Linked DNA regions of Homo sapiens: regions 1 and 3 are each linked to region 2. The links are chromatin contacts, found by Hi-C or POLR2A ChIA-PET in ENCODE. All regions are on one chromosome and are shown on one strand. The core of a region is the stretch at or near the end of the contact, and the rest is flanking DNA. Distances in the headings are between cores, read along the strand shown. Region 1 holds the start of UQCRFS1 (ubiquinol-cytochrome c reductase, Rieske iron-sulfur polypeptide 1). Region 2 holds the start of ANKRD27 (ankyrin repeat domain 27). Region 3 holds the start of THAP8 (THAP domain containing 8).

Evidence for each region. Hi-C counts contacts between places; a loop is a spot of excess contacts on that map. ChIA-PET counts read pairs that join two places held with the same protein, here RNA polymerase II (POLR2A). Pooled maps may share reads with other maps.
Region 1: a pooled map shows a loop between it and region 2 (26-fold over the local background). The contact joins the promoter of UQCRFS1 here to the promoter of ANKRD27 in region 2. A Hi-C loop is called at or near these places in 11 of 50 pooled maps.
Region 3: a loop to region 2 is called in a map with no recorded cell type, with 13 times the contacts of the local background. The contact joins the promoter of THAP8 here to the promoter of ANKRD27 in region 2. A Hi-C loop is called at or near these places in 1 of 37 single-sample maps with no recorded cell type and 1 of 50 pooled maps. POLR2A ChIA-PET finds 5 or more read pairs at or near these places in 1 of 52 experiments (HepG2).

The regions. Positions count from the first base shown.
Region 1 is chr19:29,210,764-29,214,978 of GRCh38, forward strand. UQCRFS1 (ubiquinol-cytochrome c reductase, Rieske iron-sulfur polypeptide 1) reads right to left here and starts at 2,388. Exons shown (of 2, transcript NM_006003.3): 1 at 2,142-2,388. The coding sequence starts at 2,355. It overlaps UQCRFS1-DT (UQCRFS1 divergent transcript), which reads left to right and starts at 2,490. Exons shown (of 2, transcript NR_184022.1): 1 at 2,490-2,645. RefSeq lists a silencer at 1,982-2,291 and an enhancer at 2,332-2,571.
Region 2 is chr19:32,673,682-32,678,029 of GRCh38, forward strand. It overlaps ANKRD27 (ankyrin repeat domain 27), which reads right to left and starts at 1,499. Exons shown (of 29, transcript NM_032139.3): 1 at 1,390-1,499. RGS9BP (regulator of G protein signaling 9 binding protein) reads left to right here and starts at 2,167. Exons shown (of 1, transcript NM_207391.3): 1 at 2,167-4,348. The coding sequence starts at 2,583. The coding sequence ends at 3,290. RefSeq lists silencers at 984-1,033, 1,054-1,783, 2,354-2,413 and enhancers at 1,427-2,046, 1,934-2,043, 2,814-2,863.
Region 3 is chr19:36,051,413-36,055,587 of GRCh38, forward strand. It overlaps THAP8 (THAP domain containing 8), which reads right to left and starts at 2,873. Exons shown (of 4, transcript NM_152658.3): 1 at 2,723-2,873. The coding sequence starts at 2,805. It overlaps WDR62 (WD repeat domain 62), which reads left to right and starts at 3,485. Exons shown (of 32, transcript NM_001083961.2): 1 at 3,485-3,736. The coding sequence starts at 3,560.

The sequences.
Region 1 (4,215 bases), core at 1,138-3,637, 3.5 Mb before region 2:
GGACATTTGGATTGGTTCCAAGTCTTTGCTATTGTGAATAGTGCCCCAATAAACATACATGTAAATGTGTCTTTATAGCAGCATGATTTATAGTCTTTTGGGTATATACCCAGTAATGGGATGGCTGGGTCAAATGGTATTTCTAGTTCTAGATCCCTGAGGAATCTCCACACTGACTTCCACAATGGTTGAACTAGTTTACAGTCCCACCAACAGTGTAAAAGTGTTCCTATTTCTCCACATCCTCTCCAGCACCTGTTGTTTCCTGACTTTTTAATGACTGCCATTCTAACTGGTGTGAGATGGTATCTCATTGTGGTTTACAGGCAACCTAAAAATTGGGAGAAAATTTTTGCAACCTACTCATCTGACAAAGGGCTAATATCCAGAATCTACAATGAACTCAAACAAATTTACAAGAAAAAAACAAACAACCCCATCAAAAAGTGGGCGAAGGACATGAACAGACACTTCTCAAAAGAAGACATTTATGCAGCCAAAAAACACATGAAAAAATGCTCAGCATCACTGGCCATCAGAGAAATGTAAGCCTCCAATTTTTTGAAGAAACTTTAGCAACACGACGAATTCCAAAGATGCTTTTCTTTTGCTATTGAAATGTTCTCCTTCCTTCCTTCTCACCTCCAGGTCCCAAGGATGGGCTAGGGTACTCTACACCTGCCATGGACAGTTTCTTCAAAACCCACTGATGCTCCTTAACAAATATTCATTCACAAATACTTTGCACTAACTGTATACAAAATCCGACGTTGTGAAAGATAGAAAAATAAAGAAGATATTACCTTCTCTATGCCCTTAAGCCCAAGGGTGGAGGAGTTACCAATAAACACAATACAGAGTGTAAAGTGTATGTGCTACAGAGACAGACAAATCAGCAAATAAAAACTTTATTCACCTGATCCTTAACTGAGATTGAAAAGATGGGTAAGGAAAACATATGGACATGTAGCAACTTAGTGGAAGGACCATGAAGAAAGTGCAGAGCCCAGGGTGAATGAAGACAGAGTAAAAAGAAAAGTGGCGGGCAATTTGGTTAGCGTGTAGGGGAAGAGTCACAAACAGCTATCAGTGGAGCCAGGCTGGTAACAGAATGAAACACGCAGACCTGGTAAAGACTGTGACAAACTGGAGAAGACCACTTGCTCCAACTGCGGGGGCGGCCACTACACAGCACACTATGGAATTTTCCCAAGTAGAAACTAGATCCCAGTATTACCGGCTTCCAGCATTTTAAGAGATGCCATTAGTCTTCCCAGTTTTTTTGAAAACTACACAGCCTGCAGACACACTGCCCACAGGCTGCCATTTCTCTATCTCCGATACAGGGCCAAGTAAAGATGGAAGGCGAGGCAAAGAAGATAAACGGGGATCTAAGGACAGAGGGTGTGGAATAGCCCCTGCGAAGAGCTCAGTGGCTACGACAATTCGTCTTGTCAAATCCCTGCTACCACATGTCCACACCACGGATCCTGGTGCGAGTCATTCTACCTCGTCTGTTTTCTCATCTGTAAAATGTAAATGTCGTCAATCTCTGCCCGTCCTTGACGACTGATTATGTTGTGACACTACACTGTAACTGACCTTGTGTATGTTTTTTTTGTTTTTTTTTTGGTGGGGGGGTGATGAAGGGGAAGGACATGAAGGGATCGGTAGTGGTGAGAAGACCAACTTCCCAAATATTAGTAAGTTTCCATTTCTTAAGCATGTAAGTGCCCAAACTGTGCTAACGGCTTTACGTAGAATTCCTCCACCTAAGCCTCACGACACCCCTACAAAATTGATAAAGATATGAATCCATTTCACAGGAAGTACGTTTAGAAACTCGCCCAAGGTCAAACGACCTGCAAGCAACAAAACCCCTCAGAGGTGGCTGGAACAGCGGGACTACAGAGCTCGTGAACTCGGCCGAGGAGGAACCAGGCGAAGCCGGCGGACGCGAGTCCAGGCCGGCCACCAGAAAGACGCCCCGAGCCCGGGGGCCAGGCCCAGAGTTGCGGAGGCCGCCCAGCCCGACCTGATTCAGGCTCCGCTCGCGCGCCCGCGGCCGCTCCCTGCTGGGGGCCGGAGGAGCGGGCACCGAGAGACCCCCAGCCCTGCTCGCGGCCCTCGCCCCGGCTCACCATTGAGGCCCACGGAGGCGACCAAAGGCCGGCGCACGGCCTGGCCGCTCAGCGACTCCCGGCTGAGGAAGGGCCGCTTCAGGTCCAACACAGGCTGCTCCGGGGTGGCGGGCACCGTGGCCTGCACCAAGGGCCGCAGCGCGCCCGCCACCCCGCGGGACGTGGCCGACAGGACGGGCGCGAACGGGCCTGAGCGGGATGCTACCGACAACATGGCGACAGCCGCTCCAACCGCCAAGCCGGTCACAGGGACGACCTTCCAACCACGGCGCAGGCGCGAGGAGGCGCGGGACGCGTGACGACAGCGCGCCGCCGGAAAGGAAATTCTGCAGTCCTGCAGGGCGGGGCAAACTTGGAGAGGCGCTGCGTCGGGGGACGGGGCTACAAGCCGTCGCTGGGGGCGGGGCTTGCGGCCCACCTGTAGGTCCCGGTGCCACCTCGTCAGTGTCCCGAGAGATCCCCAGAAGAACGAGAGGGCTGAACAGGGGACCCCACTGACGTCCGGTGGGCCGACTTTACGATCCTTTAGGGTAAAAATTTCATCTAGGAAGACCTAGAGATAACAATAAACGATTATAGTTTAACTTAGGATGGTAATATATCTCAACTACGACGAAGTCCAGCACATAGTAATCGCTATGTGTTTACTATGATGATTTTTATTATCTTCATCTAACAACAACAACAACAAAAAGGCCAGAGGCATCTGTGCAAAGCTCGATAATGCTAATGGATTATGTTTATTAAGTATTCACTGTGTATTTGGTTTTGCGTTTTATTATACCTACGTTCTTTCATTTGTTATCAAGGTCTCTATGAAGTCAGAGCTATTACTATCAGCATTTTACCCATGAAGAAACCGAGGTTTAGAGAGATTCTTTTCCAGGAACTGGATAGCCAGCAAGATGTGAAGCAGGGTAATCTGTCTCCTGAGTCTATGCTCTTCAGTGCCACCACTGTTTCCCAAAGTAGGATTTTAGAATTTTAGAGGATGCACAGAGCTCGCTCATTCATGTTCCATCACATAGTGAGAAAGTTTTGTTTTCTTTTGTTTTGTTTTTCAATCCTGATTGCACCAATGAGAAAGTCTCAGTTTGGTGCTAATACATCTTTAATTAAAAAAAAAAAAAAGTAGAGATGAGGTCTCACTATATTGCCCACTCCAGTCTCGAACTTCTGGCCTCAAGGAGTCCTGTCTCCCCCTCCCAAAGTACTGGGATTATAGGCATGAGCAAATTCACTTGGCCTCAGTTTGATCCTAATATATCTTTAATTCCTCTCTACACTTATCTCCCACTTTTAACAGAAAAGATCTTGAGTTAGAAGCTCTTAGCAGAGAACTGAGTCTAGAGTGATTTCATTATATGGTTCATAGTATTGATTTTCTATCCATACTGGTTTTCTATTCTGTACTATACTGAGATAAAGTTTTTCATTTAGGTCAAAAATAATTTAAATATTAAGTAAATGTTAATATAAGCAGTGCACAGAATTGGCTCTGTGCTGTGCATGGGCTCTGTGATCTGGGCAAGTTCCCTCACCTCTCTGTGCCTCAGTTTCCTCACCTGCCAAATGGGGGCAGTAATGATGCCATGTGTGTTGTAAAGTTACTGGGAGGAGTAAATGAACTAAAACGTGTAAAGCATCTACAAGCAGGCCCAGCACACAGGCAGCACCAAGTGAGGATTTGCTAGTGGTGTTTTTATCTGAGATGCCACCTCCTCTAAGAAGCCTTCCCTTGATCCTTGCTGACTCGTTGTTATTCCTCATGCCAGGTCCAAAGTGTACTGACAGGTTTCCCCTTTGACCTTCCTATGACTCCCCTTAGGGCCTAGGCTTTGACCAGCCTTATAGCCCAAGGGACTATATTGTACTCTCAAGATTGGAGGCTGCCTCCTCAGGGGCCACCCTAGCCAGGCTCATCACACAGCTGGCTCAGTGCTCTCCCTTGGCAACAACCTTAGGATAAAAGACATTTCCAGAGAAGTTGTCACACAGCATGCATGGTTTGAGTGCTTCACAAGAAATAATATCACAATTCCCTCTGAGTTGGTAAGGAAATGAAAAATGAATG
Region 2 (4,348 bases), core at 249-2,748:
ACACAATGGTCAAGGCCAGGAGTACCCAAGCCCTGGCAGCAAACACCCAGCCTACTGCTCACCCAGTTAAAGGACGGACCCCTGGGTGACAGCAGGCCCCGGGGCTCAGTACACCGGACCCTTAGGCCACCTCAACACCAGTCCTCATGCCAGGCTGATCTCGAAACGTAACAGCTACTGCTCAGCAAAACGTGGTGGCTAGTGCCTGTAATCCCAACACCTTGGGAGGCCAAGACGAGAGCATGGCTTGAGTCCAGGAGTTCAAGACCAGCCTAGGCAACCTGCTAGACTCCATCTCTACAAAAAAAAAAAAAAAAAATTAAAAATTAGCCGTGCATAGTGGCATGCGCCTGTAGTCCCAGCTACTACAGAGGCTGAGGTGAAAGGATTGCTTGAGTCCAGGAGTTTGAGGCTGCAATGAGCTATGATGGCATCACTGCACTCCAGACTAGCCAACAGAGCCAGACCCTGTCTCAAAAAGAAAAAAACGAAAAGAAAGAAAAGAAAAAAAATATCCACTGCTCTACTCTTCGGCCAGTGGGAAGAGTGCATTTTTTAATCAAAATAGGGGCCTCTATCCATGAAACCCATCAACTTGTAAAATCTGAGCTCTCTGCAGCCTCACAGTCCCTCCAGCACTGCCAGCAGCCCTCGTTCCCTGCATGCTCTAAATCCTCAGCGAAGACCCGTCCCTTGCTCCCTCGCCCAGCACAGGCCGCGAGTGCCCACGTCCCCTGCACCTCGTGGGGCAGCCAAGGGGGCACCGCGTGGCTCGTGTGCTCCTGGGCAGTCCATTTTCAACCACAAGACGGAACAGACTCAGAATCCGGAACATCTCTCGGTGCTTAAGAGTTTTCCTTTAACAATCTTTACCTGTGGGAATGCAGAGACCCCCCCGCCCTGCGAGAGGCCGGCAGCCAGGGATTCCCCGCTCCGCGCCCTCATCACCCCCCGGAAACCACAACCGCTGCGCGCGCGGCTCGGACCCCCACCCGCCGCTCCCCTCCAGCAGACCCTAGGCCTCCGGGAAACCGCGCGGCGACCGCCCCGCGCCCCGCCAGATCCGAACCGCCGGACCCGGCACCCCGGCCACACCCGCCGGTGTCGACGCAGCGAGGCTCGGAGGGTGCATTCTCCGCGCCGACCGCTCCCCTCCTCCAGACCCGAGGGGCGGAGTGGGCAGGGCGCGCCGGCTGCGCACCGGGCACCCACCTGGGGACGCGGGGGCTGGGGCGGCGCGGGGCCACCTGGCGGACCCGGGAGCGGACTCCGGAGAGCAGGGAGCCCCTCCCCCCTCACTCTCCGGGCCCCGCCCGGCCGCCGCGCCCCGAGGCGCAGCCATCCCGCGGGAGGGGAGGCGCAGGAGGAGGCCAGCGCGAGGACACTTACTTAAAAGGCTACATCGCTTCATTCCCAGCCCATCCTGGGCGACGGCGGCACCTCCCTCGTCCGCTGCTGGGACCTCGATGCCCACCACCCTCGCGCGGCGATCTGGCCCTATAGCCCACCCCTTACTCCGCCGTGGGGCGGAGCCGCGCCACAGCTGACCCAATGAGAAACCGTCGTTTCCCAGAGTGACGTGTACGCAGAGCAATCATGGAGTCCAGCCCAGCCGGGGGCGGGGCTCAGGCGGCTCCCTACGCTTCCTACTCCAGCTGGCCCCGCCCCACGCCCGCAACTGCGCGTGCCCAGAACGTGAGGGGCGGGGCTGGGAGCCGGGCTGACACTAGAGGTGGGGTTAGCGCTTGGAAGCACCGACCAACGTGAGCGCAACGCGGCAGGGACACCTGACCCCGGCGGCGCCCAGCCCCTCGGATTGCCAGTCACTGCTCGCTTTGGGGCACGGAGGTGCCCAGTCCTGCGGGGCACCCGACGTCCTGTCGCCGACAGGGTCCGGGAGTCAGTATAGCTGGGTTCTAGTCCCATCACAGGCAAAAACTCCGCGGGAGCCTGGCCCGCTTTTTACCTGGGCCTCAGTTTCCCCATCCGTAAAATAGAACGGGTTGGATCTCCCGAGCGCTAACATTCCAGAACTCGGATGGGGCGAAGGGGAGGGAGGGATGGGCCACCCACACGTGACCTCCCCGCGTGGAGCCCCGCCTACCACTGATCCAGGGGGTGGCAGCTCCGGCCGGGACGAGCGGGGTGGGCGGGTCCTAGGAAACCCTACCCGGCCGCCCTTGGCAGCGCCTAAGGCGGAGCGCGCGGCTCTGCAGCCTGCTTGCCCCGGAGTTGGCACCCACGGAGGATGGGGACCGCACCCTCAGCTTCGCAGGGAGCCACCGTGGAGGCCAGGGCGGTGCAGAGACACGACGTGTGACTCGGAGTGCGCCTGGGGAGGATGGACGAGGGAGCGGGGGACCGCTAACGGGGCTCCCTCTGCGCGCCCCGTCCGCAGAGGCGCACGTCGAGGGTCCCGGGCGGGCTCCGTGGACGTTGGCGGTAGCGCCGAGCGAGTCACGGACCATGAAGAGCGTTCGTGCCGCGCGGCCCAAGGCCGGGATGGGGGTTAGCCACATCCTGCCGCGCTGAGGGGGAGGCTAACGGGCGCGGGCGGCCGGGCCCAGCCGGAGCCCACCGCGATGGCGAGGGAGGAGTGCAAGGCGCTGCTGGACGGGCTCAACAAGACGACTGCGTGCTACCACCACCTGGTGCTGACCGTCGGTGGCTCGGCGGACTCGCAGAACCTGCGGCAGGAGCTGCAAAAGACGCGCCAGAAGGCGCAGGAGCTGGCGGTGTCCACCTGCGCCCGGCTGACTGCTGTGCTGCGCGACCGGGGCCTGGCCGCCGACGAGCGCGCCGAGTTCGAGCGGCTCTGGGTGGCCTTCTCGGGCTGCCTGGACCTGCTGGAAGCGGACATGCGACGCGCGCTGGAGCTGGGCGCCGCGTTCCCGCTGCACGCGCCGCGGCGGCCGCTGGTGCGCACAGGTGTGGCTGGCGCCTCCTCCGGCGTGGCGGCGCGCGCGCTGAGCACCCGCAGCCTGCGGCTCGAGGCGGAGGGCGACTTCGACGTCGCGGACCTGCGGGAGCTGGAGCGCGAGGTCCTTCAGGTGGGCGAGATGATCGACAACATGGAGATGAAGGTCAACGTGCCCCGCTGGACCGTGCAAGCCCGGCAGGCGGCGGGCGCCGAGCTCCTGTCCACGGTCAGCGCCGGCCCCTCCTCGGTCGTGTCCTTGCAGGAGCGCGGGGGGGGTTGCGACCCCAGGAAGGCCCTGGCCGCCATCCTTTTCGGCGCCGTGCTGCTGGCGGCTGTGGCCCTAGCCGTGTGCGTGGCGAAGCTGAGCTGACGGACACCCGACGGCCGCCTGCTGCTGCCGCTCCCTCCCCTGAGAAAAGACTCGGGATGGGTGTGGGGTCTGGCCTGTGCAAGGGGAGTGGTCCTAAAACCCCGTGTGTGCATGGGTACACGCGCGTTTCCAGTGCACATCTGCCTGGGCAGGACACGGTTTCCTCTTGCTGGCCCGGGAGGAGTTAACTTTGCGCCGGCCGTCAGGGCATTACCGCTAACGTCTGCAGGAGCTTTATTCCCTATTAATAGAAAACCGTCACAGTGACCCTAGATCCCTCCGAGTTAATGAGTTAACACATGTGCTGTTGGGGCGTCTTTACAGGGAGTCCGAGTTCGGTGCCCACCCCTGCCAGCGTCGCCCCCTTTCTGCGTGGGACAGTTTGAAAAGGTGGGTGGGGTGGAGTGAAGTTTGGAGAGGGACGCTGTTTGGTTCTATGTGGTTGGTCTGTTTCCCGGACAAGAAAAATTGCAATCAAATGTCAGCAGCTTTTATTACCTTAATCTTTCAGGGCCTAAATTTAGGAGAGTGTCCCGAGAGCAGTTCATACAAAGGGCTTTCTCTAAGACGCGCTACAGCCCTTCCTAGCAGAGTTTATCCATTCGTCCCCAAGAGCAGCTAGAAGAGATTTGAGGTCATGACCTCCCACTGCCGCTCAGGGGCTGACCCTATTTAGGAAACCAAAGAGGGTGGGTTGAACCTACTCTCACGGACTTGGATCCAGTGCGCACACTTGCCTGCGGAAAAGGGCTCTCCCCAGCCACCCGGAGATGGGGGTAAGAGGAAGAGCAGAGGCTTGGGGTAGGGCCACCTGGTGTTTAAACAGGCACTTTCTCCTTCTCTGGGGCTTATTTTTGTTCAGAACTAGACCAGAGTGTTTGAACCTCCTTTGCAGGAGGGCTGGGAATCCTCTTTAGAGCACTTAATCCTATTTATCCCCTGGAATGTGCGTGCTGGCCAGTAGGAGGGCTGGCTTTGGCAGCTCCCTGACCCCCGCGCTGCCCGCCCCTCCGGGGTAATGTGGCATTACTGGCCCACAGAGGTTTTGAGCCAATCAG
Region 3 (4,175 bases), core at 1,623-4,122, 3.4 Mb after region 2:
CAGAGGAGGGCGCTGATCTGACTCAGGTGTTCACAGGCTCCCTCTGGCTGCAAGCAGGGAACAGACTGGGGGTGACGGTGGGAGCAGGGAGACCAATGAAGAGGCTGCTAAAATAGTCCAGTCTGGAGGTGATAATTGCCAGGAGCAGGATGCAGGAAGAGGAGAGGGTTAGAAGTGATCAAATTCTGGACAGTTTGTAAAGGGAGAGCCAACTGGATTTGCTGAGGGACTGGATGAGGAATGTGTCCTAGCCCACTTAGGCTAAGACCACCAGGGACAAACCTGTAGTCCAGCACTGTCAGATTTATTTACAATGGCAATGGGAGAGTCTGCACACTAGAGATACCATAGGCCAGGGGTCCCCAACTCCCAGGCTACAGACGGGTACCAGTCTATGGCCTGTTAGGAATAGGGCCACACAGCAGGAGGTGAGTGGCAGGCAGGTGAGCGAGTGAGAGAAGCTTCATCTGTATTTACAGCCACTCCCCACTGCTCGCATTACCACCTGAGTTCCGCCTCCTGTCAGAGCAGCAGCAGCATTAGATTCTCACAAGAGTGTGAATCCTATTCTGAACTGTGCATGTGAGAGATCTAGGTTGCCCTCCATTTTTTTTTTGTTTGTTTGTTTTTTGGGTTTTTTGGTTTTTTTTTTAGATGAAGTCTCACTCTGTCGCCAGGCTGGAGTGCAGTGGCGCAATCTCGGCTCACTGCAACCTCTGCCTCCTGGGTTCAAGTGATCCTCCTGCCTCAGCCTCCCAAGTAGCTGGGATTACAGGCATGTGCCACCACACCTAGCTAATTTTTGTATTTTTAGTAGAGACAAGGTTTCGCCATGTTGGCCAGGATGGTCTCGATCTCCTGACCTCGTGATCTGCCCGCCTTGGCCTCCCAAAGTGCTGGGATTACAGGCATGAGCCACTGTGCCTGGCCAGTTGCCCGCTTTTTATGAGAATCTAATGCCTGATGATCTGAAGCGTTTCATCCCAAAACCATTCCCCCAACCCTATCCCATCCGTGGAAAAACTGTCTTCCACAAAACCAGTCCCTGGTGCCATAAGGGTTGGGGACCACTGCCATAGGCCCTATGGGCCTTTGTTTTGTGAGGGAGTCTCAACAAACAGAGTTATTTTTTAGGTGAAATGTAAACTAAGCAGTGTTCAGATTGCCTCAAAGCAAATCAGAACTGTGTGTAAAGGGATCAATATCAGGTCCGGATGGTGAAGTGGGCCCAGGGTTTGTCTTCTCAGATGCAATAAAGTTTACATAGATGTAGAATATTGTGTCCTTATCTGAAGCTCCAAACCTGGATTGTAAATAGGGACTGCTTTTCTGTGTCAAAGTGACTTAGCTCCTCCAAGCAAAAGTGAGATGTTTCATTCTTACTTGATGTGATTTCAAACAGCAAAGTTTGTGATCATCTCTGACTTTAGACAACCAAAGTTTCCTACTAAGAAAGCAGTAGACACTCAAAGGATGGGAATTCTGCCACTTTACATCTGCAGTATGTCCAAGAGAAATATTTTTTCCTGGCTGGGTGCAGTGGCTCACGCCTGTAATCCAAGCACTTTGGGAGGCCGAGGCAGGAGGACTGCTTGTGCCCAGGAGTTTGAGACTAGACTGGACAACATAGGGTGATCCCATCTCTCTCTTTAAAAACAAAATTTTTTTTTTTGAGACGGAGTCTCACTCTTGTTGCCCACGCTGGATTGCAGTGGCCTCATCTTGGCTCACTGCAACCTCTGCCTTCTGGATTCATGCGATTCTCCTGCCTCAGCCCACGGAGTAGCTGGAATTACACGCATGAGCCACCACGCCCATCTAATTTTTGTATTTTTAGTAGACACGGGGTTTCACCATGTTGGCCAGGCTGGTCTCGAACTCCTGACCTCAGGTGATCTGCCCGCCTCGGCCTCCCAAAGTGCTGGGATTACAGGCGTGAGCCACCAAGCCTGGCAAAAAAAAAAAAAAAAAAAAAAAAAAAAAAAAATTTAAATTATCCAGGCATGGTGGCGCGTGCCTCTGGTCCCAGCTACTTGGTAGGGTGAGGTGGGAGGATCACTTGAGCCCGGGAGGTCGAGGTTGCAGTGAGCTGTGATCGTTCCACTGCATTCCAGCCTGGGCGACAAAGCGATCTTGTCTCAAAAAAAAAAAAAAAAAAAAGCAAAGAAATGTTTTTTCCTAGTAATTCTTCCACCAACTGGCTTATGTCAGCCAGATAAATAAGGAGACAGATCTTTTACAGTCGAAGCTAATTCTGACTTTCCCAAGTATGACGAAAGAGGTAAGGATGACATTTTTTAAACCTAAGCAACAAGAAGAATGAAGCACGCTACTAAGATAAGACAGACTGGAAGGTTTTGGGGAGACACGATCGCAAGCTCAGTTTCGGATGCTCTGAGTTTCAGATGGCTCAAATGCGTGGGGAGGGCAAGTGGGCATCTGCAGGCTCTCTAACAGCCTGCACCGACTTCACTTCTTACATCCCTTTCACTCTTCGGCTCGCTTCGCTCGCTATCTGTAGTCAATCGTCTACTCCTGTTTCCCACGCCTGCACCTTTGTATGTGCAATGGACACTGCCAGGAAGGCCATCTCCTCATGGTTTAACCCCACTTCCTAACACCCTCAAGCAAGACCAGAAGCCCCGCACAGCAGCACTAATGCTCGGGCCCCACCCCTCTCAGGGTCCCGCCTCCCTCAAGCCCCGCCCCGCGCTGCGCTCACTTGTAGAAGCTCACAGGGCGGTTGTCTGCACCCAGGCGGCCCGCAGTGTTGGAGCAGTTCGGCGCCCTGCAGTACTTGGGCATGGCTATCCAGCCCCCGCTGAGTTTTGCCGGGTCAGCGGCTGCACTTTGGTTCTCGCGGAGCGCCGCCTAACCCCGCCCCACCCGCGCTCGCCGCCTGCCTCACGTGACGTCCGTGGAGTCTCGTCACGTACCGGGGAGAGAGCTGAGAGCGCCTGCCTACTAGGCGCCCCTCCACAGTGCCACAGTCCCGCCCTCGTCACGTGACGAATGGGCCATAGCGAGTACTGTGCACCTGCGCAAAGCCGGCCCTTCGTCACCCCGACTTTCATCACGTGTTGGGGGGAAGGGCGGCGTCACGGCGTTTCTGAGCCTGCGCCAACCAAATCAACTGGCTAGTCAATCTCTTACGGCTCCACCCTACGCCTACATCCGGGCAACCGTTGGGGCGCACATAGTTCCTCTAGGTGGCGGCAAAAACCGAGGTGAGGCGGCCGTGGCCTTAGCCTCGTAAAAATTAAAACCTGTATGTTTCAGCGAATAATGAAAACGCAGTCTGGATGAAAGACCCCATGACGCTTAATCAGGCATCCAGTACACTGGCTGTGGCCCCGCCCCGCCAGGCACTCGCTCCGCCTCTTCGCCCCCATTGGTTCTAAGCGCCGCCCGGCATCCCTGCGATTGGCTAGGCCGGGCCCGTCGCGTCCAATAGGCGGTGGCGCCGGCTTTCCCGCGGCTGTTCGCTGTTCCAGTGGGTCGTGGCGGTGGCGGCAGCGGCGGTTAGGGGATGTAACGGTCGCCCGCCTCCGGCGTGACGATGGCGGCCGTAGGGTCCGGAGGCTATGCGCGGAACGATGCAGGGGAGAAGCTGCCCTCTGTCATGGCGGGAGTTCCGGCGCGGAGGGGCCAGTCCTCCCCGCCCCCCGCCCCACCAATCTGCCTACGGCGGCGGACGCGACTCTCGACGGCCTCCGAGGAGACGGTGCAGAACCGGGTGAGAAGCTGCTCGCCATGTCTACCCCAGTTCCAGGCTTCCTAGGTTTCCCCTAGTCCCGTCCTGAGAACTGTGGCCCCGACATCAGCCCCCGGCCAGTCCCCTCAGGTTGTTCCCTGCCATGCCTCGTCCCCTAACCCCCGCCCCTTTAGCCACGGCCCCTCCCACTTTCTCCTCGCTGCTTTCCCGGCTCCACCCTCAGCGTTGGAGCAATTCGGGGGTTCCTCGCTGGTTCCCACCCGTGGAAATGCATTTTGCTTCTGTAAATCACAGCCTAGTCCTGCTATATTTTAACCCCCGTTCTATCGCCTTTAGACGTCACGATCATAGCTCACTGCAGCCTCACTGCCCTGGCCCCCGCTGAGTCATTAAGGTCCCTTCGAGGGTTCGGTCCAGAGTGTTACCTGCCCCAACTCTTCCTCGCTTCTACCCCGCCTTC